Regions from separate parts of the Mus musculus genome. Here region 1 is linked to region 2. The links are chromatin loops, found by intact Hi-C in ENCODE. Cell type or tissue: left cerebral cortex. All regions are shown on one strand. Links, peaks and the distances in the headings refer to the core of each region. The heading gives the core; the rest is flanking DNA. Region 1 has its middle 240 kb from the start of Gm25439. Region 2 has its middle 90 kb from the start of Gm25439.

What was found. A loop is a pair of places that touch in the nucleus more often than their neighbours do. Peaks named below come from ENCODE experiments on the same cell type or tissue, not always from the same donor. Only the 100,000 strongest peaks of a DNase experiment are listed, where the experiment ranks them.
Region 1: a loop joins it to region 2, with 12 times the contacts of the local background. A loop is called at or near these places in 2 of 42 quality-filtered maps.

What each region holds. Positions count from the first base shown.
Region 1 is chr9:33,675,236-33,687,637 of GRCm38, forward strand. No RefSeq gene overlaps it. Among named protein-coding and RNA genes, the nearest start is that of Gm25439, 240 kb to the right of the region's middle. In left cerebral cortex, for the core only: no CTCF peak of the experiment used is centred there; DNase peaks (open chromatin) are centred at 6,111 and 6,795.
Region 2 is chr9:33,821,232-33,833,633 of GRCm38, forward strand. No RefSeq gene overlaps it. Among named protein-coding and RNA genes, the nearest start is that of Gm25439, 90 kb to the right of the region's middle. In left cerebral cortex, for the core only: no CTCF peak of the experiment used is centred there; DNase peaks (open chromatin) are centred at 5,102 and 5,939; H3K27ac peaks cover 522 bases.

The DNA.
Region 1 (12,402 bases), core at 5,165-7,664, 140 kb before region 2:
AAATGGCTTTTAGTAATTTGTGTGGCTTTCATCCCAGCCTCTCCAGAGATGTCTTGTCAGACAATAGCACTTGGTAACTCTGTTGTCTTCTTCCCTCACAGGGTTACATTATTTTTTATTTCTTCCCTCCACTTCTTTCTAAATGGTGTCACTGGAGACTGACAGAAGCCTGAAATGATTTGCTGGGATTCCTCAGGCATTAATGCCTCTTCAGACTACAGCAGAGTGATATCTGAGTTATGGCTTTCCAAAGTGGATTTTTTTTTATTTAATGCTTGAAATATAATCTTAAGAGAAGAAAAACGCAAAACAATATGTAAATTAAAATTTGTAAAATGTGTTCCAGTGAAGATAGACCCTGGAAAATTATACATAGAGGCCTCAAAAGTTGTTTTGGGTGGTGGAATTAGGTAAGCTTAATGGTTGTTTGTTTTCTCATGCTATTACTTTTAACAGTATCATTCTTTTTGAGTTCAAATATTTCTAAGCTTGTCAGTCCCTAGGGTAAACTAAATTCAGCCAATGAGTATAAATGGTACGGGGGGGGGGGGGAGTTGGTCTTATTGCTCAAAGCCTTATCCTGAATTATAAGCATAATATGGCTCTTTTTTCCCCCATTATTAAGGAAAATTCTATTAAAGACCAGGAAAGGAAGAGGATCTGGGGAAAGTAAATATCAAATTCTTACATCCCAAGGAAATCTGAAAATCACTATTGACCATTCAAAATGATATCTTCTCAAGGCTTGGGACAGCATTGAAAGCTGCACTAATTACCTCTGTCTTCCATGTTGGCTTAGTAGAATAATTACCAAGTACATGGGTACTAAACAGGGGAAGGGATAAGGATTGGATCTTGGGATAGCCTCAGAGACTCTGCACTCGGATTTTATTTAGAAAGTAAAACACAAGTAACAATCTAAGCTCTATGCCTCTTACTTTCCATGTTCCTCCTCTTAGGATCAGCACCTATATTAGTAGGTTCTTCATTGGCTCAGAATTTTTCTCCTTTAGTAGAAAGAAGAGAAACCTGCCTTTCTCATTAGTCTCCTAATGAGACTTGGGTATTTTGTGTCTCAATTCTGATCATGCCATAACCCATGAGAACTGAGAAGAGCTCAAAAGATTACCTTTAAATCAGTTCTTCTAGATGATTGGTGAGCAACTGAAGCTGATGCATCATCCCCACTGCCGCCTTTTTCTCTTCAATTGAAACGTTTCCACCATGTACCATCCAAACTAAATGTGTAGGTTCTGTGTAGTATGGCATTCCAATCAGGAGTGATATAGTCTAGTGGGGCTCCTTCATAGCATAAAAGCATATAAGTTTCTAGTGAGCAAAATTCCTACTCATAACTATTTCTTGATACCCAATTCAGAAAGGTTAAGTGCACACCTGCCCACAATGGGTCTCTGAGCTTCCACTGTTTCTTCTTAGGGACAAAGTGTGTTCATGGAGCCTTCATCTTTCCCTGAGTTTGAGCCAACAGATACTTCACGATCTCTGCCTTGTTTCCAGAAGCCCTTTTGACCAAAATGCTTGTCTTGCCAGTAAAAAAAGCGGAGACTAAGTCTATCTAAGAACAGATAGCAACTTGGAGTTTACTAAGGTTTTTGATATTCGTCAGCAATTACTTATTTGAGATGAAGAAAAGACTTTAAATGTATTCTTTACATTGATATATGACAAAGAATATACTAGCTCTGAACATCTTTTCTATTGTTGGGTCCTGGACACCTTCCTGTATATAACAAATGTCTCCGTAGCAGTGTAGGATTCTGACTTCACACAATTGAAAGAAAGTCCTGACTTGTGTGACTGCATAGTATCTGTCTCCTCTCAGACTGCATGAGCTCCACAAGAATTGGTCACTCTCAACACTACTGTGCTGTAGCACACGGCTCAAGGAGTGGTGGATGCTCAATGAAGATGCTTTATCCATTCCGTGCAATGTGCAAAAGCACAGAGAAACAGCTTAGATGAGAACTTTCCTGGGCTTGTCTCAGTTGCCTCTGGAGAAACAACTAATAACTGCATGTTCAGAAGATTGCTGTCGTCTCTCTGCCTCCAACATGGTGCAGTTTCATTTCCTGCTTTACAGTGCCTGAAACTTGCCTTCCAAGTGTTCCCTGAAGATACTCAGGCTTCAAGTTCCATAGAGCCCAGTCTGTCTCAATGTACCTGTAGTTCAGTTAAAACGCATCCCAAGACAAAAGAAAGCAAGTGTGTATACACTTCCCGTTTAGCACCGCGACCATTGTTCTTGTGTCAATTCTGTAGACACAGCATTTTCTCTGTTAAAGATCAGAGCCAGAATGGCAATCACATGGCTACATGCTCCTCCTGTTGGGCTGCATTGAGTAGACTGCAGAGACACTTACTGTTCCCGGAAAGTGGAGAGATGAATCAAAAACTTCAATAAGAGAAACCCCAGCTCTACCTTTCCCATATGCCTTTCAGGCTAGACAGGATTTAAGTCCAAGAAAAGAACATAGTTTGTACAGATTTTTTTTTTCTCTTTGAAGGAATAATAACAACTGTCGATGCCTTAAGCAAGGACTCCAGAAGGTTCTGTGTCCTGTTTTAAGAAACTCTCTCCTGCTGCTGAGACCAAGTCAAGGCTAGAATTCTGACAGTGCAGAGCCTGTCACCTTTTTCCTTGTAAGACCAATATGTGGTTAAAGAGATGCAAGTGACCTTTACAATGGAAGAAAAAAAGTCCTTGTTCTTAGTACCATGCTAAGCCTCAGCATTCAATTCGAAACCACTAATAGCACAAAGTCCACCCTCGAGCTTTGCTTTCTCCTGCCTTTAAAGGCTGCAGGGTCATTTTCATCTGCATGGATTGATTCTTCCTCTTCAATCCTATAAGACTGAGATAGAAATTTCTCAGATCTGTTTTGTTCATTATAAAATTGCAATGAAAAGGTATGAGGTCAAGCGCAGACTCCCCATTCCTTCGCAATGCCTGATGTCCAAGGATTCAAGTTTTAAATTTATTTAGAACTAATACTGAGAGAGATCTAGAGGTCATGTTGGTAATAAGCCAAACAGAAGGCAATAATGCAGCCCTGTCTGCTTGCTTCAACCTCTGCGGACTTGAGAGTGAGGGAGCTGGAGCCAGAGAATGGCCCTAACTCAGCTCTCAACGAGTCAGATTTGCAGGGGCAGATGGTTTGGATTCATCCAGGGACAAATGAAACAATTAACATCCGATTAGAAAATATATCTACATGGCTGGAAAGCAAAATGAACCAGAAGTATGTATTTCTTGCTCACTGCTAGGAATTATTCTAAACTTTGCCTAGAAATTATTAGCACTGCATGTTTAGCACTGTTTTTCCCTTCAGTAAAGCATGCGCTCCAGGAGAGTCAGCTGATTATCTTTTGATAGTTTGATTCACAGCTCTGTCAGTGATGGCTAAGTAAGGGCCTGGACCACAGTGAGAAGTCAAAAGCATGTATTACATGCACAAACAAATGAACGATGATAAGATGTACAAATGAGATGTGGTCGAAAACTTAGTTTGCACCCATTTGTCACACTTGCCATTTCTAAGATCAATTTTCCAACAGGCTTAAAATAATCCATCCAAGCCTCCTTCCTCATCCCTTTTAAAAACCTTCATAGGCTTTCCTACGTGGTGTCGAGATTATCGTGAAAGGCTTGAAAATCAATGGAATTAATTCTCTTAATCATACATTCTTTTCGTAGGCTGTCTGGCACCTCTGCTTTCTTTGAAGAAGAAGTCTAATATTTTCCAAGCCCTGTAGGGTAGATCCATGACAATCAACTCAGTCAATATTCATATGCAAACATTTTGCTTGGTACACAGGCAAATGCAGATGCTGCAGGAAAACTGCATTAGCAATTGTAGTCCCTATTAATTCTTGCTTGCAAACCACAGTGGAGGCAAGTTTGACCACTTACATACCCAGGCATGCCTGTTGATCTGGCCACAGTAGAAAGAGAATCTCGCCCTCTCCAAAGAGAGTGGTCCATACTTTGGGCGATTACACATGGTATTGAGAAGCAAGCATAAAATGGCAATGTGCTCCTAGGTATCTGACTGTAGTACTTCTAGATATTTCTTTATTAATATATTTTAAAACACTTTCTAAACATAAAGGTTGTGTTACAAGGATAAGTGTAAAGAAGTGGGAAGACAGACTAGGCATTTTCTTAATTTAGATATTTGTTCCCCCAGAATTAAATCCCCATATTTGAATACCATAATACTTGTTCTGTTAATTAGGCATGAGAGAAGACATTGGAGGTTTCTATCAAGGTTTCACCTGAATCCTATTATAATTTTTATATGAATGGCAGCCCTCTACAGTTAAGGCATTACACAGAAGGTAGAAAAGAACTTCTTTCAAGTCATTGCCACTGGGTTTTCAGAGCAAAGGTGCACAGGTAGGCAAATGTCAGATCAAATGGGACCCTGCAAGATTCTCTTTTGAAGGAAGATGTAAGAAAAAAATGTAGGAAAGGTACCAGCAATGCAAAGAAATCAGCACCTGATACAGCTCTGCAGTGAACATTAATAAAGTGAACTGTCCCTTTCCTCGGCCCTCATTTCAGGAAGGTATTAACTGCACACCTACACAGGTCATCTACATAGAAATGTGATTAAGTTGTTGAAATCATTTTATTTTTAAAAAATGAATATTCAACCTTAGAGATTTATCATAAAACAGACCTTCATTGGCAAATTAACACACAAAATTTAATAAATGTGAAAAGGTCTTTAGAAGATTCAGAGAGATAAATAAGTCTATTAAATCCAAGTGACTTGGGATCTTGAATTTTGCATGTTTTGACATCAGTATACTCTGAATTGTAATTCGTCATAAGGTTAAAGGATGTTGTTTTGACTTTGACATGCAGAAAGACAAATAAAATTTGATACAAAATATCACAATGTGTCAGGAACATGAATAATATAATTACTGGGCATCCATGCACTAGCTTATGCTTAATTATAACAAAATGATAAATGCATGTAGCTGAGTTTTGTATATATATATATATATATATATATATGTATATATATATATATATGTGTGTGTGTGTGTGTCTGTGTGTATGTGTGTGTGTGTATAATGATAATTAAAACCCATCTCCTGTTTCTCTCAAAATATTAATACGAACCCCCAAGCTCTAACCTTCCCATTTCAACACTCAAAGAAATCTCATATATAACCAGGCTCTTTTTTTCTTGGGCCTCTGCTAATCATTTTCCATTTTGAACACAAAATTACCTCAAGCTGTTTGGCCAGGGAAGTGTAATTGCTATTATTCTGATTGTTATTGATAACAAATAAGACTAATCATAACACTTCTCCTCTGTGTGCCTGTAAACTGTGTTTCTAGAACAGTCTGTTGCCGTTGAGAGCTCATACCTTGGCAAAGTCCGGTGACCTCTGCTCACTCCTCACCTGAAAGACAAAAGAGTCAGACTAGCCAATCTCTAATGTTCCTGCCAGACTGAAAATTCTAAATGTCTGTGATATATGACTATCACTTGTTAGTTTAATTTAAAAGGCAAGGCCGACTTTTGATCTGTTTTCCTCTCTACTATTGTAATTATTATTGATCTTTCAGTAATACTCTGTCCAAAGCCTCTGGGAATATCATAAAAAGGAAACACAAGTACTATGAGAAAACAAAATGGACAGAAGTTTCTGTAATAATGAATATTTTATTCCATTCTTTGGTCAAAGCATTGCAATACATCACTCTCAGCCTCAGGGGAAGGAGGGTTAAGCTCTACCCAGTGACTGGGCTATACTGACCTCTTGAGAGAGTCATATTTCTACATAATTCTACTTTTCATGCTCCTTGACTCCAAATAGGAAATGAACTCAGCTCCAGGCAGGGCCTAGGGACAGGACATTCCATATTTTAAAAACCAAACCAACCAACCAACCATCCAACCAACCAAACAGTCTGTGGTGTTCCTAAGCTGCCTGCCTTTGCTGCTACTACCAGCAACTCTGCCTCCATTTTTCCTGGCATCAATATGAGTCCTGCTTGAGTCCATTGGCCACGGAGGAGGAAGAACTTGGCTCTGAGAGGTTTTGGCTCTTACTCCCTTACAGCTCCTCTCAGCTTGATTGGCACAGAGTTGGATAGCAACACCACCCACTTCTTTCTCTTTTGGGCCTCCTGTTTCTACCAACTCTCTCTCTCTCTCAGTTCCCCTCCCTGGGATAAATAGAGGTAAAACTTGACTCCTTAGCCAGAAATTCTGAGCACAGACAAAAACATTGAACTTAGGAGTTCTTGGCATTTTTCAAGCATCTCAAACTGTGCAGACTTGGCCATAGTCAGAGGTCTCTTTTTAACAAGGAAGGAACACGTCCTGACTCTGCTCAGAATGGGATCATAAAGTGATTCTGCTTCTAATTGTTCTAAATGTTTATGCAAAGGCTCTGGGAGGAGATACAGCTGACAGTTTAACTGATAATTATAGAGTGATTAAGCCTGACATTTCCAGAGGACCGGGTGAAAAACCTACTCCACTCTGCAAGGGTCAAAAGACCAGGTAGCTTTCTGAATTTCAACACTGCAATACTTTAATGGTTAGTAGAAAGAGAATTATTAGAAACTATTCTCAAAATTTCAAAAAAAAAGATTTTATGCTAATGGACTGTTAAACATTTAATGCTCTGTTAACAAATGGTTATTTCTCCATTAAGCACCATCACGACCTATGCATAGTTTATGAACATTCCTGTTGTCCTTGAGAGAAATCACAGACAGTATTGGCTAAAAATATCAACCACGTGAGAAACAGAGTGCAATTTGCATCAGAAGTTCAGCTGACATCATCTAGCTCAGAAACTTGCCTCTAAGGATCAGACCCAGGAAAGGCTCCTCCTGTAACACATTACCAAAGCAGATCTAGTAGAAGAGACGAAGTTCTCTCCCTTTCAGGAAACTGCTTGAGAATGGTGATGGCACTTTAATAGTAAAGCTCACTAAAAGGCTTTCTTTCACAGGTATTGTTTTTTCATCTCTTTGAAACTTCATCCCTTTCTCCTTTCTTTACACAGCCCCAGGGACACACACCACACATCTCCATCTAGCAGGAACCAGACTCCCTTATATTTCTTTCACCTTAAAGACCCAAAGAGGCTAAGCATATCAGAAAGTCATTTTGCATATTACATAAGTAAGAACACTCCTGTAGAGGTACAGAGATAGATGGCCACGCCGAAGAGTTGAGAGACTGGAAACACAGTCTTGAGGCATCCTTGAGGCATCCTAGTGATAGAAGCTGTATGAGCATTCTAAGCCCTAGATCCAGCAGATTTGGATCAATAATCTTTGTTTGTTTGTTTGTTTGTTTGTTTTAATCATTTTGTTTCTGTTTGTTTTGTTTGTTGTTGTTTGGGTTTTGGAGTCAGCCTTTCTCTGTGTAGCCCTGGCTGTCCTTGAACCAGCTCTATAGACAAGCTGTCTTTGAACTCAGAGATTCTCCTGCCTCTGCCTTCCTAGTGCTGGGAATAAAGGTGTGCTTTGTTCCAGCTCCTAAGGTTGCATTGGTGTTTCAAGCATTGTCTCTTTCAAGAAGCCAATAATAATCACTGCAACTAGTCTACCCTGAATTAACTAAAGTTTGTGGCACTTCCTGATACTAAAGTCCTCACTGAGAGGCCAAATCTACTCCATCTTGGGACCTTGGGACCAGACTCAAAAAAAAAAAAAAAAAAAAAAAAAAAGGCTGAGAATTTTATCTACCGCTGAATCCAAGCTACACCCAAGTAACAGAAAGGACCCCATGGAACCCCATGGGCTGTCTTTAGTCCATACCCCAGAGTTACTCCCTTGCTACTTCCTAGCAACAGTCAATCAAAGATTAGTCTGATTGTTTCAGATGTACTTTCAGACTGTTTGTGATTGTTCATGGTCTTGCTTCAGAGCACCTACCTGTCAGCTTACAATAATCATTATATTAGATGCTTGTTAAGCTAGACACCCCCTCAATTGTTCCCATTTTCCTATAAAACCCTGTCATAATGAGGGCTCGGGGCTGCTTCGCCACACCATTTTTTGTGTTGGTGGCAAATAAACCCAAGGAGACCCTAATGTGATTATATTGGAAACTGCTCCTTGGTGGTCTTTTGGGGTTCACAAATGCTTCCTGGCACAATGCTTACCACTTACCTGTGTTGGATGTAAAAGGCTTTCATTTCAAGCAATGGAGTGAAGCCATAGGGAGAAAGATGATACAGACATAAACAGAGACAGGAGGTAGGCTGACCCTTGTGATCTCAGAATTTAGTTAGTTAGTGATGGTATCTAGATGTAATTTCCTATTATAAACAGAACCCCTCAGAAAACAAAGGAGTCTCCTATATCCAACATATAATGGTGCTAAAATAGCAACTGACCAAGTTCCTTTTTTTCTAGTTAATACCAGCATCCTCTGCATCTGTGAAAGACGAGCCTCAGCATCCTCCCTTGAGATGCTGAAACATGTGGGTGTTTAGTCCAAGTATAAACCGACATGATCAATACATGCAACATACATACATATACCCCCACTACCCTTAACTTGCCAGACTACTTGAATTGCCTCATACAATGGAAATGCTGAATAGAATTATTCTATGTCATTGCATTGAGAATAATGAGAAGAAGAGAAAGCTTGCTTGAATATGTAGAAGCAGATGCAATAGATATTTAGAGCTAACTTGACCCTTCAGACACAAATTACTGGCTAAAGGATTAAATCAAAACTCCTTTCAACTGCAAGGCAGGCTCTATGTGTGGTCAATATGTCATGAGACTCTCTGCCTTGTACTTCATATTTCAGTAGTAGTGAACATTTTGCATCCCTGTCATTTACCATTTATCTCAGGTTATATCATCTCCCATTAGTTCTCTTGGGCATGAGCCCACTTTCCATCCCTCTTTGTCAGGATAACTTTGATTTCAGACTTCACTGAGTAATTGTCCCACTGTTATCTCTCTCCACCCCCAGAATTAGATACCTTTGATGCTTTCCAGTTATCCATAGAACATCCTTGTCTTTGGTCATGAAACAATTTGGGCAATGGGTGCATCAAACTTGGGACCTATGATTCTTAACTCTTAACATAGCACTAATACTTATTATCTAAGGGTTGTTATGTAGAAAGGTTTGGGTGACTTAAAATGTCCAGACCTGCTGTGTAGAGGTAACTGTCAATAGATGGGGTAGTACGGCTGAAATTAGCCACAGTGAGTTAGAGGTTAAAGAAGATACCCCATCATGGCTTACCAATTCCTCTAGTCAGAACTCCACGATGTCATAAATAATCTGTTATAAAACATGCATGTTCTTATTGTTACTATCGTTATCAGTGTGAGAATTTTAAACCTAGAGTTTAAGTGATTAGATGTGAAGTGATAATCAATGGTAACCCTATTGTAATATCCAAAATTAAACAAGACTAGAGCATGTCTTCTTGCAGTTAAGAGTTCCAGTATACTGCTATTTATCAAAACAATCCATGCTAGATTTCTTTTTAACTGTGGGGTTGCTTGCTGAGTCCTGATTTGGCTTTGAAATCGCATTACAGTTTGGGAATTTGGTACACTGTCTTCTCCATCATTGTTCCTCTGCATCAGTTAGGTGTGTCAACATTCTTTGTTATAAATATAGACTCTTCTGCAGAGCTGCAATCCACACCATTTCTGAATGGGGGATCATCTGGGCATAGTATATGCAGAACAAAGTTTTGATACTTCTGGAATTTTCGGTCATATTATTTTTCACAAAGATTTCAAACATTTTTCTTAGCTTATCTTCAGAAAGAAACATGTACTTACAAGACAATTGGTACCAGACACTGCACTCAGGACTTTATAATACATCATGTACACAATTGCATATTCTTCACAATCCTGTATTGAGTACTACATTCAGAAGTGTACAGTAAGCAGAGGGTATAGTCTAACTTGTTTCTCATAATTCAAAGGAGTTCACTCACAGAAGGCAGTGAGATAAGGAAAGGCAGAAAACACCCATGGCATTTTTTGCTGGTAGGTAACAGCACCTTAACATGACTATATTAAGATGAACATAAGAAATTACAGAAAGCACAGTGCTGCCCATGCTTGTTATTATATGTTGTGTTCTGCATCCTGAAGCTTGGTACACGTTGACTTGGACTCAAAGATTTTCACCTTTCTTGTCAACCTTTTCACGTTAGTTACCTTTACTGTTTTTCCTTTTAGAAACATATATTTACTTTTTTACTTATTTGCACTTTAACTGTTAAGATTGCTGATGTTTCTCTACCTGTCTGATAATCAAATGTATATAGTTTGTGTAGGCTGAAGTTGACACCATGCTTCTTTAGCCTTGTTAATTTTCAGAGCAGAATTTTTTCTCAATATCAGGAATTCATTCGGATAGCTTAGCTGAAATGCCTGCACCACCTACATTTCAGGCACAACGTAATGATTGTTTTCTGTATGGTATGGGCACATAAGATCACCAGGCTGTCTTACACAACGTGATGATAGCCACTGGATTAATGCTTGCCACACTTGCTATAAGAGTCAGGCTCTGTTTCATCAAAGCTATGCAGCACGTTCAGTTCTTCCTTCTTCATTTCTTCCTTACTCCCCAAGGTACACAGTACCTGCACAAAGCTTTGCTCCCAGGCTTGCTTATTCCAATAGTCTCAAATCCCACCTGCAAGCAATCAGGAGTCAGCACTTAGGTGAATATGCAGAACTTGCAGCACACCGAGCCTCCTGGGCAAGGGAACACCTGGATGGAATGGCAGTGTGTTACTTGCCTCCAAGAACTGCCACATGAGCAGTTGCAGCAATTACCATGTCCTGTGGGTAGGGATGACTCCTGCCTTGCCAGTCTGAATGGACTAATGGAACACGGGATCCAGGAGGGAGTAAGATATCTCCATCATAAACTGAACCATTTTGCTGTTTTGAACTGTTGCCAGTTTTTATAACAATTTCCATCTTAAGCTGGCTCAATACATATTTAATGAATTCTTCTATAAAACCTTTAACAGCCCTCAATTCATTTCAAGTGGCAAATGACTCAGCAGTTTGAAATGATGAGGTGGATGCTGCCTCTGTATTCATTACTTAAGAAGAAAAAGTGATTTTGTTGTTTGGTTTGGTTTTAATGATCTCTCCTACACAGGGACTTTCTTTCTCATGTTGACATCCATACAGTATAAAAACAGTTTGGTTTGCAGATCCTTTCTCCCAGGGACGTGGTTAAACAGGAGGAAAATTGTGAGTTTTCTACAACAAAGAGTTGGTATGTGTACATTACAATTTCATGTTAGCTTGGCTTTGTGTCATCAGAAGTCATCAAGCCTTAGAGACGTCTATGCTGTGCATCACTTCCAATCCATCCAGCAAGCCTGTTGCTATCTCCTCCCTTGCTACAGAAAATGCAAAGAAAACTAGGTGAGAGTTCTGGTTTGAGATGCTTTCATACAGTGGCAGTACCAACGATCAGACTCACCTGATCTGAGCAATGGCTGGTACCACATGCATCCTGAGATGCTAGATAAAAGTCTCAACACCATGAGATCTTGAGAGCAAGAAGGCCCTCTTCTACTGCAACGTCTAATATGGGCCATGCTAAGGCAGGGCCCAATGCTCTGCACCCTTCCACATATGCATGTGTAACAGAGTAAGCCTGCCCAAACTCTTCTTCCTCTCTCCAGCCTCATTTCTATTGTGTACCTTCTCTCCAGTTGGCTCCTGTCTGCTAGTCAAGAATGTCTAGTTGGGGGCCCTTGTATTTGCTATTCCTACCTGCTGGGATATTTTCTTTTTCCACAACCTCATGACTATTACATTAACATTTTTTGGCTTAAATTTTTCCTCATCAGTGACTCATTTGAAACAATCTTCTCTGATGGGTCAGCAAGATGGCTTAGCAGGTAAAGTTGTTTCTAGCACAAGCCTGAAAACCTAAATTTGGTCTTGGAAGCCATATAAAGGTAGAAGGAGAGAAGTGACTCCACAAAGCTGTCTGACATACACGTGTGAACTGAGATACCTTTACCTATACATATACATCATGTACACACAAACACACACACACACACACACACACACACGCGCACACACACACAAAACACATAATCAAATAAAATAGAAAAAAATTAAAATTCTCATATATCAGCATTGTAGAATATACATACAATTTCAGCACTCAGAATCTGGGACAAGAGAATTTCAAGTTTGAAAACAGCTATGCCAAAAAATATGACTTTGTTTCAAAACAATCAAAAGCACCCCAATATCCCTTCTCTCCCTTGATCTCTGGTTTTGTTAGTTTGTTGGTTTTGTTTTTTTAACATAGAACTCAACATTATTATAGATACTTTCTTCATTATTTGATATTGCTGGTT
Region 2 (12,402 bases), core at 3,678-6,177:
TAGATGAATAAATTATTTAAGGAAGATAAAACCAACATTCTGAAAGAATAGCAAGAGCTCAGGAGAGGAGAATCCAAGCAGGAAGGGACCTCACTGCTATTCCAGTGTGGTGAGCCTCCTTTGAGTTGTTTACTTTCACCTCTGAGGGAGTGTGGCCATGCCAGGCCCATGCCAATCATCATCAAGGGCTTGATGAAGTGCAAGGCAACAAAGATGAAAACTGTAAGAGCAACAGCCACCTACTTCTATGTCCAACAACTAAATAAGCCCTAGTTCTGTAGATTTACTTATCTGGAGAGTTACTTGTCATGGCTAAAATTCTCACAGTCATATGGGATATAAATGAAAACAATACAAAGCCTCCATAAGTCTATTTCTCATCAAAAAATATTTACATCTGAATATACACAAAATGAGCTGTGATATATATAAAAAGAACACATGAATCTATATAGCTATGCCATTTACATTTATAGACCCTATACAAAACAGGTATTTTAATCATTTTACACACAAAGAAAGAAAGGCTCCAGAATGATGTCTGATTTCAAGAACTCTGAAAAAGCCATCAGTATTATCAATCACACCCAGGCTACATGTCCTATTCTATGAAAAGAAGGAAGAGTAGATAAATTTCATAGTTAAACACAGAGGTATGCCTAGTAGAAATTTTGAAATGTAGAATTTTGTAAGGAAATTTTCTTTTGGTCTTTGTGCAAGACAGGGTGAATTCAAAGGGAATTCGTCATACCTTCATCTCATCTTCTCACCCCCCACAGGAAGCAACTTGTTCTGGAATGTGCTCCCTCCAAACCCACAAAGTACCTCCTCACCAAATCTCAAAAGTACTGGACTAAGTAACTATGGATTGAACCCTCTAATACTGAAAGCCAAGATAAACCTTTCCTCTTGATTAGAGTCAGGGGATGCTCTCATTTTTATGTGTGTAATCAAGGCATAGTCAGAATTATCCACAAGAATTGCATTGACCGTATACTTAAGTGATGGTGGGACTACTATGTACAAGGACTTATCCAATGATATGGAATATACATGACCTTCTATAGTGTCTGACAGTTGACAAATAATCATTACTATCTGACTGTGACTATTTGTATTACTGTTCATGATATAGGAAAGGTGGCTCATATAGTAACACTAAAGAAAATGTGTGAGGTACTCTGGGATGGAGGACAAAAAAAATCTTTTCAACTTGTAGATTTAGTGAGGATGACATGGAGAAAAAGTGGACACTAATTCGTACTAAGTTTCATGAGGACATGAAGACAACACACTGCAATTCGTGTGATAAGAATAGACTCCATTTCAGATTGAAAAGTGGCACAGCTTAAAAAAAAATAGAGACTGACTTTTCAAAAAAAAAAATTGAGGCAGCGTAGAGGATCTAGGAGATGAGAGAAATTGACACATTTATGGATGCTCTGTGACACAGCCTGTATTTAGCCCCTCTGCTGCCTTGTGCCAGTTGATTAAGGCTGGGAACATTTTCCCAAGTTGTGTGAGAGAAGTACAGCTGTCGTGTTCAGGAACTTGAGCGAGGAACGTATGCTTCCTGCCAAGCTTTCACTGGGTAAAAGCTCAAGGCTTCACAAAACAGAACGATTTTAAAAATGATTGGAAAGATTCATTCGCACTGACAGATGGAAAGTATCAGAGATTAAGGAAGTGTATCTGTGTATGCATGCACATATGTGTAAATGTGTGTGAGTTCACCCACACTCCCACACATGCATTTGCGAAGGGAGCTGTCAATAAGACTCATAAATTCAATTAAGCAGGTTGGGCTTCTCTGTTACCAATGTGTTTTCTCACAAACCAATTTCCTCTAATGAATAATAATTACGGCTATTTTCTTACCATCTTATATGTTTCAGGACAAGGATTTCCCATGGTTTTGGCAAACATAGTGTAAGGTTTGCAGAGCCTGTGTCAAATATTTATTTGCATCTGTGTGTGCATGCAGGAGCAAACACACATACATTCACACACACACACACACACACACACACACACATGCTACATGTGATTTGTCTCCATGGAGACAAGAAGAGTGATGGATTTTTTGGAGCAGGAGCTGGAAGCTGCCTGACATAGGTACTAAAACCTAACTCAAAGCCAGGCATGGTGGTTAACGCCTTTAATCCCAACACCCGGGAGGCAAAGGCAGGCTGATTTCTGAGTTCGAGGCCAGCCTGATCTAGAAAGTGAGTTCCAGGACAGCCAGGGCTATACAGAGAAACCCTGTCTCGAAAAAAAATTAATAAAAAAAAAAAAAGCCTAACTCAATCCCTCTGCAAGAACAGCAAGTACTCTTAACTACTGAGCCAGTTTTTTGTTTTAAATATTTCACACACACACACACACACACACACACACACACACAAAACACACACACACACACACACACACCAATTTGCCCTTCTCCCATTATAAACTCATAAAATGGAACACATTAAACCAAGGAAGGTGGAACTAGTTGGTGGTTCAAAATGATAGTCATGAATTTCCCATTTAAGTACAATAAACATGTTTTTTTTCTTTGTTTTGCTAGTCTTTGGATATTTTAATCTCACCTCCTATAGTGGGATGATTGGAACAGTCAAGGCAACTACAGCAACAGTCAAGCTGCTCTATGCTTGCCTGAATGCTGACCAATAGTCGAACATACCCCTGCACTCTTGTCTGTTTGCACAGGTAGAAGCAGCCAATATAGAGTTACAGGTCTGACATGACTACTATGATTGAGGACCCTTCCAAGGGAAAGGACTCACCTTATTGAAAATTTGGAACTAAGTCAGAGAACAGAATATTAGTGTTCCTGAAGTCAGAAACTGGAAGTACATGTGTGATCTTATCATCAATCACACTGGAATAAATTTTCTGGCAACCTGGTAGATGCTAGAGCATCAGTGACTGCATGTCAATGACAAGAGATGCAGTAGCTATTATCAGTCTAATAAAACTGTAAAGAGCTGCAATCAGACATGTTGGTGTTTATAGGCACCATCCTCTTGCCTATGAAGCAAAGCATAGCACCTGCATAGATGGGATTAGAACTGTCACTTTGGCTTCTCAAAAAGCTAATGAGAAGGAGAATACATTTATATGGCCTATGAAGAAGAGATATTTCAGATTCTAAAACTTGGACTTGATCCCACAATCCTAGGGAGAAAATATAGACATGAAAATCAAAGTGATTTATTGCTGTCAATGGAAGGTAAAATCCTCTATCTCTCTCAGCTCTGCAGCTGAAAGTTCCAGAGAGATTAGAAATAGCCAAACACAAGTTGACTGAGAGTTGCTAAAACTTAACCCATCAGTCCTCTGTGTGTGTGTGTGTGTACATATATATGCATGTATACACATATATGAGAGAGATAAAGGATAGAGATATGTAATTCAAGAAAGTGGTACATGAGAGGGGCCATAAAAAGAAGTGAAGGGAAAACAATATAATTAAATTTTATTTTATTTTTTGTAACTATATTTTAATTTGAAATAAATTTAAAGAGGCTCAACTTTCATTCTGTCCCTTTAAGAGGAGAGAAACCCAGTTCCTCTTGAATATAATTATTTGAAATATTTACAGTTCTTTTAAATATAACAATCAAGTATAGGGGCTATAGATACAGCAGTGAATAAGAGAATTTCTTTTGCACACACAAGAATGTGAGTTCAAATCCCCTCTTACCCATGTAAAAACTAGACACAGTTCTATGTGCCCAAAGGACAGCGTTTAGTGGGCATTTAGTGGGCATGACTCTTTATATATAAAGTGGTCATTGTGGATCAGTACATAGAATTTATCATTTTCATATGATCACCTGACTCATCGCAACTAGAAAAAATAAAATTAAGGTACCTTCTCAAGAAGTCACAGAAATATAGAAAACAATGAAGAAACCAAAGGAATTAACATCTCTCCAACACCCCTTGCTCTCTCTCAAATTCGTCAATCCTTTTTCTTTGTTTTACACTCACACACAAATGCATACATACACATGTACATGCACACACTTTTAAGTACATAAATGCAGCCTATTCCGTTCTTATACTGTTATCTATATACATATTATCTGAGGGCTGAATACTTAAGTATTAATCCATTGGAGATCCTTCCATGAAGAGGGCCTTCTTCTAATACCAGTATTCCCCACTCTCCCATAGTGATTTGTCTAGTGGTGAGGTCCTGTGAGATTTCCTCCTTCTGTGTTAGCACGTCGCTCATGTCATCACTCTAGCCTTGTTTAGGCAACTGTGACAATGAGCTTTCCTTAATATAGCCTTTTTGACATTTATAAGGGATATAACTTTTAGGAAACTTCCTATTCATCTGGCTCTATGATTCTTTCTGTTCCTTTTATGAAATGATCCCTGGTTCAGGACTTGTGTTAGATTTGTATCAATTGAGAACAAGTAACACATGCTTTCTTGCTTTCTGTATTTTGATCCGTTTTAGTTTTGTGCAATGATATATTTTTGTTGGAAAAGGTAGGTTCTTTGATGAGGTTAAGAAGTACACTTGTCTGTGGGTATAAAGATAAATATTTAGAATGTAAATTCATCTTCATTGCACATGTAAGAAATAGTTAACGAGCTGGATTCCTCTGACTAAACATTTCTGCTTCACAAAATATATCAAGATAGAAGACAAGTTTTAAACCAGCGAGAACATTTGCCCAAGACCCAGCTCATAGAGGAAAGTCCTCCAAAGTATACAGAGAAATTTCAAAATTCAACAATAAGAAGCCAAATAATCTAATTTTCAAATGGGCAAAAGACCTTCATAGGAATGGACACTTCAACAAAGAATATAATCATAGGATAAATAAACATGCAGAAGTTGCTTAACAGTCCATAAAGAAATAAATTTAAAATGTAAAGAACAAATGGTATTATATTCTCATTTATTTATAATTGAAACAATTCACCCCATGGGGTAAAAGAAGTTCCTACAACTTACTAGGCCAAGAAAAGCCAGAATGCTTTGAGATTCCTACGACTCCCTTCCAATATTATATAAGTAGCAGCAGTTGCTTAGGAGAAAGGATTCTCCCGCCAGCTGAGCAGTCTGCAAGAAGCACATGGTGTGCGAGGGTTGCTGCTTTCATGATTCCATGTGAAAGGCTGGATTTCCAAGTGATGTGGCTGTGTTGGGTCATCAAGGTCCTGCAAGAACAATATACACTTCGGTTCACTAGACTAGATTTGGTACAATAGTTTAATTGTTCTGTTGCTATTGTTGCTATGGTATTTATTCATGTGCCCCAGAATGTCAGACAACAGTGAGATAATGCTCTAAACCTTTTTAAATAGTCAAATTTCAGACACTGACAACACCAAGAATGTGGAATTAATAAATTCAAATAAACTCACAGCTGAGAAGAACACAAAATGGCTCAGTCACTTTGGAGCATAGTTGGACATTTTTGATAATTTCTCACAATATAAAAATACACTTAGTGTATGCTCCAGCAATTGTATTCTCTAGAATCCATTCACACAAAGAGCATGTCTACACAAAATCCCGTACCTGGATGGAAACAGTGGTTTTGTTCATAACTGCTGAAACTAAGATGCAACTAAGGTGAAATTCTATACAGGAATAGATAAGTAAAGAGGTAATCTAGACTCTGGGCTCTTATCCAGTGCTATAAAGAAATGAACTGTCATTTATGGAGGAAACTTTACCTATTACCAAGCAAAAGTAGCCTTTCTAGAAGGACTATGAGCTCCGACTGCATGTTTTCAATTATAAGGCATTGTAAGGACTGATGGTAGAAAGACAAGTGCTGTCAAGTATTAGTATGGATGACTAAATGGCTTTTTAAGAGGGATGACTAAGGCAAGCACAGAGACTTCCTGAACCAGTGAGACTATGAGTATTACAGTGGTAGGTGCATGCCATATTCCCTTAGATGTGCAGCACCAAGAGTGTTCCCTAATGCAGACTGTAGACTTTGATAATGTACACATAGGCATGGGTTAGATAATTGCTACAAATATAGTCACTATATAGCAGCACATGAGGCTAATGATGGCTAATAAGTGAATGACAAGGGGGAATATGTGACAATCTCTGCTTTTCTGAGCAAACTGTTTCTGAAAATTTCCACTAAAAACAATTGAAGTACCCTTGCTTACATGTGAGGTGAATGCTCTTCAACAAACACATTATAGAAGAGACAGGGATATAAGATGGAGAGAAAAGGTCAGAAAAAATATTTGAGGAAATACCGGTTAAAACTATGGACATTTCATGAAACACATTAACCTACACATCCAAGAAGCTAAAAATTCTCCCACAGGATAATTGCAAAGAGATTCACACCCACTCACACAAAATGATGAGAGCCAAGGAGAAAAAAGAACATCTTGTAGGCTGTAAGAGAGAAGTGACTCATTATACACAAGTGACTCCAACAAGAGTAACAGCTAACTTCTCATACACAAAGAGAAAGATTTTAAAAAAAAACGAAGAAAGAAAAACACAACACTGAACACATAAACCTTTCAACAAAGAACTTTATATTTGGAAAAACTATGTTCCTTGAAAAGAAAAGACAATCAGCATAGAATGGAGGTTCAGAAATTAAAAATGAAACTATCATATGATTAGCCCAAACTTGCCATATGATATCTATCCAAAGGAAGTGCAATCTGTGTTAAGATACATTTGCACTTCCATGTTTATGGCAGTGGTCTTCACAAGAACTACAAAATGAAAACAACCAATATGTCCCTAAGTGGATGAATGAATAAAGAATGTCTGCTATTTATATACAAAGAAATACTGCACAACCTTTAAAACGATAAAATCCTGTTATTGGTGACAGTATGACTCAGTCAAGAAATCATTTTAATTAATGAACTAAGACAAGCACAGAAAGGCAACACCATGTAATCTCATTAAACATGGAACTGAAACAAGTTGGTGGCTTAACTATGGTTATACAAGGTAAGGAAAAGCTCAGACAGGGGAAGGCTGGTAAGTATGTAGTATATTATGGACAGGAGAGATATTACTACTGTCCTAATGTGCTGTGAATACTGAAAATATCTAGTGTGTGTGTGTGTGTGTGTGTGTGTGTGTGTGTGTGTGTGTGTGTGTTACTGGACATTGAAATTATATTGAAGTCATGTGCATCCTGGACAGTGTCTCTATCTTAGATATGTGTCAGTCCCATGTGGATATTGACTATTTCCACCTAAAAGGTGTGATAAATGTCTGGAAGGCAGATATACTTACCCTCACATAAACATTGTATATGTGAATTTAAGCATCATTTAGGACTCCCACACATAAGCATAATTGTTATAGATTGGTTGGAAATTTAAAAATAAATACACTCTCAGATAAAAGTAAGATAAGCCACTGAGGACAGAACACCTTACTTGTTTTATGAAATGAAGTTCTTAAACATTGTAATGAATTATGTGGGATTGTAATTCAAATGCACAGGATAAGACAGAAAGGCCCAGTGAATGCAACTGTGCAGAGAATTAGTCAAGATAACAAAGCAGCTCATTTTTTTTTCTTCTAAACTTTGAGTGATTTACGAAGTTGTATAATGTATTGTTCTAGGTTGTTTGCCTTCTGTAAGGTACTCAGAAACAATGTTCTCAAAAGCAAGTGTTTTGTTCCCAAATCTAAGGAGGGGCATAGTGTCCACACTTCAGTCTTCATTCTCCTTGAGTTTCATGTGTTTAGCAAATTATATCTTATATCTTGGGTATCCTAGGTTTGGGGCTAATATCCACTTATCAGTGAATACATATTGTGTGAGTTTCTTTGTGAATGTGTTACCTCACTCAGGATGATGCCCTCCAGGTCCATCCATTTGGCTAGGAATTTCATAAATTCATTCTTTTTAATAGCTGAGTAGTACTCCATTGTGTAGATGTACCACATTTTCTGTATCCATTCCTCTGTTGAGGGGCATCTAGGTTCTTTCCAGCTTCTGGCTATTATAAATAAGGCTGCTATGAACATAGTGGAGCATGTGTCCTTCTTACCTGTTGGGGCATCTTCTGGATATATGCCCAGGAGAGGTATTGCTGGATCCTCCGGTAGTACTATGTCCAGTTTTCTGAGGAACCGCCAGACTGATTTCCAGAGTGGTTGTACAAGCCTGCACTCCCACCAACAATGGAAGGAGTTACAGAGACGGAAATGATGGACCATGTAGAGACTGCCATAGCCAGGGATCCACCCCATAATCAGCATCCAAACGCTGACACCATTGCATACACTAGCAAGATTTTATTGAAAGGACGCAGATGTACCTGTCTCTTGTGAGACTATGCCGGGGCCCAGCAAACACAGAAGTGGATGCTCACAGTCAGCTAATGGATGGATCATAGGGCTCCCAATGGAGGAGCTAGAGAAAGTAGCCAAGGAGCTAAAGGGATCTGCAACCCTATAGGTGGAACAACATTATGAGCTAACCAGTACCCCGGAGCTCTTGACTCTAGCTGCATATATATCAAAAGATGGCCTAGTCGGCCATCACTGGAAAGAGAGGCCCATTGGACTTGCAAACTTTATATGCCCCAGTACAGGGGAATACCAGGGCCAAAAAGGGGGAGTGGGTGGGCAGGGGAGTGGGGGTGGGTGGATATGGGGGACTTTTGGTATAGCATTGGAAATGTAAATGAGTTAAATACCTAATAAAAAATGGAAAAAAAAAAAAAAGCAAGTGTTAAGTATTCAAGGAAGAGGCTGGGCAGTGGTGGCTCATGCCTTTAATCCCAGCACTTGGGAGGCAGAGGCAGGTGGATCTCTGAATTCCAGGCCAGCCTGGTCTACAGAGTGAGTTCCAGGACAGCCAGAGCTATACAGAGAAACCCTGTCTCGAAAAAACAACAACAACAACAACAAAAAAACAAAAACAAAAAAAAACAAACAAAAAACAAAAACAAACAAACAAAAAACCCAAACAAAACAACAAAAAAGTATTCAAGGAAGAAATGAGGACAGGTGGAGCATGTAAGAGCTCATATCATAAGCTGTATGAATTTATAGTTGTCCTCTTTGCTTAAAGTTGCTTCTAAAAAGACAAATGACATCATGAATTTCTGCCTCTCACATATAAACAATACATATATAACAATAATAGAATAAAAGGGGGAGGACAATATATAAAAGTATCCTCATCGTAAATCACTGGGACCAAATATGAACTGAAATCCACTGAAGCAATTTAAGATACATTCTGTATAGATGGAGGAATCCTTGGGAAAATAACCCTGAAATAACAGTAGAATTATCAAAGGAGTTAGTGCATTAAATGTAAAATATGTAAGATAAAAAGAGTAAAACGGACATGAACCCACAGGAAATAGTATGTACAGTGGCAACTGTAAATCAATATCATACTTCAACAATTAGGCAAAACATGAAAATCATCAGGGTGGTAATTTTAAAAACAAGCATTTTGGGACTCAACAATACAGAGAGAAAACAGAGAATGAACAAAATAGATACAAACAACAATCAGAAATGAAGAAATTGACAGATGAGGTGACTACCATTACATTACTTAAGTTATAAAATAAAACCTTTTAGACATAAAGTGGACATTTTTGTGATAAAAGAATCTATCAGCATTGTTAATGTTTACAGAGTATTTAAAAATACCCTAAGGTAAAGGGAAAATAAGAATATCAAAATTAAAGACAGAACCAGAAACTATTAATTGAAGAATTAATGCCCCGGTTTCAAAATAATAATCATTTTGGATCACAAAAATGGTCATAACACAAACATGAGAATGAAAAAAAGAACACTGTAAAAAAAAAAAAAAAAAAACCCAGACACCTGTGCCCTATTCCTCTTCATAGTAGCAGAACACCCTTTCTTTTACAGTACAAATGGAACAAGATCTGCTTATACCATATGTTAGACAAGAAAAACCAAGCATTTCTAATTAAAAAAAGAAATGCAATCACAGAAAGCATTTTTTCTGATTATAATTTAATGGATTAAATTAGAAAGCAGCAATTTATATCTGGGAGATAATGTAGTTGTATGGAAATCAAACACCATTTCTCTGAATAACCAATGAACTAAAAAAGATAAAACAAATAAAGTTTAAAAATAGCTTAAGATAAAGAAAACACACAACAAATCATGCACTTAAAACCGTGTGCTCACTTGCCAGGTGTGATAGAGTGCACTTTAATGACTGCACTGGGGATGCAGAAAGAAGCTGATATTTTGTGAGTTTGAGGTCAGCTTGGTCTAGATTGTGATTTCCAGGTCAGCAAGGGCTGCACGGTGAGACCTTAGCTAAAAGACAAAGCAAAACAAGAAACCAAACAAAAATCAAAAGAAAATAAAAAATGAAGACTCACCAGAAATTTTGTAGCTATTAGAAGCATCACGTTAAAAAAAAACAATTGGGGCCTGTGTTAGAGCTCAGTTGGTAGAGCACATACCTGACATGCACAGAGTGCAGTGCCCAACACTTCAAGGTCATCCTCAGCAACAAAAGTAGGTTGAAGATAGTGTCTGAAAAGAGAAGAGTCCAAGCATCAATAAACTAAGAGGACCAACCAAGACCCAAAATAAAACACAGGCAGGCAAAAATGACTTGGATCGAAATAAATAAATTTTAAAAAGATAATAGATTAAAATCAATGAAATTCAAAAACTTATTCTCAATAGCATTGAAAAAATTGAAAACTGTATGTAGAATGGTGAATGAAAAGGGAAATAATGCCTTATTTACATAGCTACAATACATAGAAATTCAGCTGGATCAGTAGCTATAGCACAGAGGAAGTGGAAACAAAGCTACACTAAAGAGGTGAGATAATCATACACACGGATAAACAAGAAAGTTAACACAAAATATGTAAATCTGGAGTTCTTCTCTTTTCTTAGAGCTATTTTAAAGCACATGAGAGTTTTATTAAGTTATAAAAGTCAAAAATTAAAGAGAAAATATCACCTACTGGAATTGTACAGATGGATGGATAGATGGATGGATAGATAGATAGATAGATAGATAGATAGATAGATAGATAGATAGATAGAGCCACAATGATTTTGCTGTGAATAGAGCTGCCAGCCACAAAAGATAAAACGGACGAATCCAAAGATTAATTCCGAAAACTGATTTTAGTAAACTCAGAAAATCTTAAACAAACTATAATATGTAAAAATATCAAGTTAGTTGTTTTGAATTCCATAGAAAGGAAGAAATAAAGGCTTACATGTGTTTAGGGGCTATTTTAACACCACTCAAAAATTACCAAATCTTGTAAACTTGTCCCTGGAACATTTTCCATATTGTCTTGGTAGGCTCCCCACATGGAGATTCATCCCATATATAGTCACCAAAACCAGGCACTATTGTGGATGCCTACAAGTGCTTGCTGACAGGAGCCAGGTACAGTTGTCTCTTGAGAGGCTCTGCCAGTGACTGACAAATACAGAGGTGGATGCTCTCAGCCAACCATTGGACTGAACACAAGCTCCACAATAGAGAACCTAGGGAAAGAACCCAAGGAGCTGAAGGGGTTTGCAGTCCCTTAGTGAGAACAACAATATGAACCAACCAGTACCCTCAGAGCTCCCAGGGACTAAACCACCAACCAAAGCATACACATGGAGGGGCCCATGGCTCCAGTCGCATATGTAGCAGAGGATGGCCTTGTCAGTCATCAATAGGAGGAGAGACCCTTGGTCCTGTGAAGGCTCAATGCCCCAGTGTAGGGGAATGCCAGGACTAGGAAGTGGGAGTAGGTGGGTTGGTGAGCAGTAAGAGTGGGGAGGGAATAGGAGGTTTTCGGAGGGGAACTAGGAAATGGGATAACATTTGAAATGTAAATAAAGAAAATATCTAATAAAAATAAGAGAAAGAATTCACCCCAAATTAAAAATGATATCCCACAAAGCATGAATAAAGTATTTTTTAATTAAAAAAAAAACACTGAGCCCTATTTAGAAAGTGTTATAGATTTTTTTTTAATATGTAAAAGCCTGCTGGGCAGTGGTGGCACATGCCTTTAATTCCAGCACTTGAGAGGCAGAGGTAGGCAGATTTCTGAGTTCAAGGCCATCCTGGTCTACAGAGTGAGTTCCAGGATAGCCAGGGCTACACACAGAAACCCTGTCTCTAAAACAAAAACAAAACAACAAACAACAAACAACCAACCAAACAAAAAAGGTAAAAGCCTTCAAACTTTCCAATAACTCCTCCATGAGTTCCTAATCTCAGTCTAGTGGTTGGCTATAGCTATCTGCTTCTGTCTCAGTCAACTGCTGTTAGAGCCTCTCACAGGACAGGAACTGAAAGGGATGGCAACCCTATGGAATGACCAACTGTGTCAACTAACCCCTGGGAGCTCCCAGAGACTAAGTCACCAACCAAA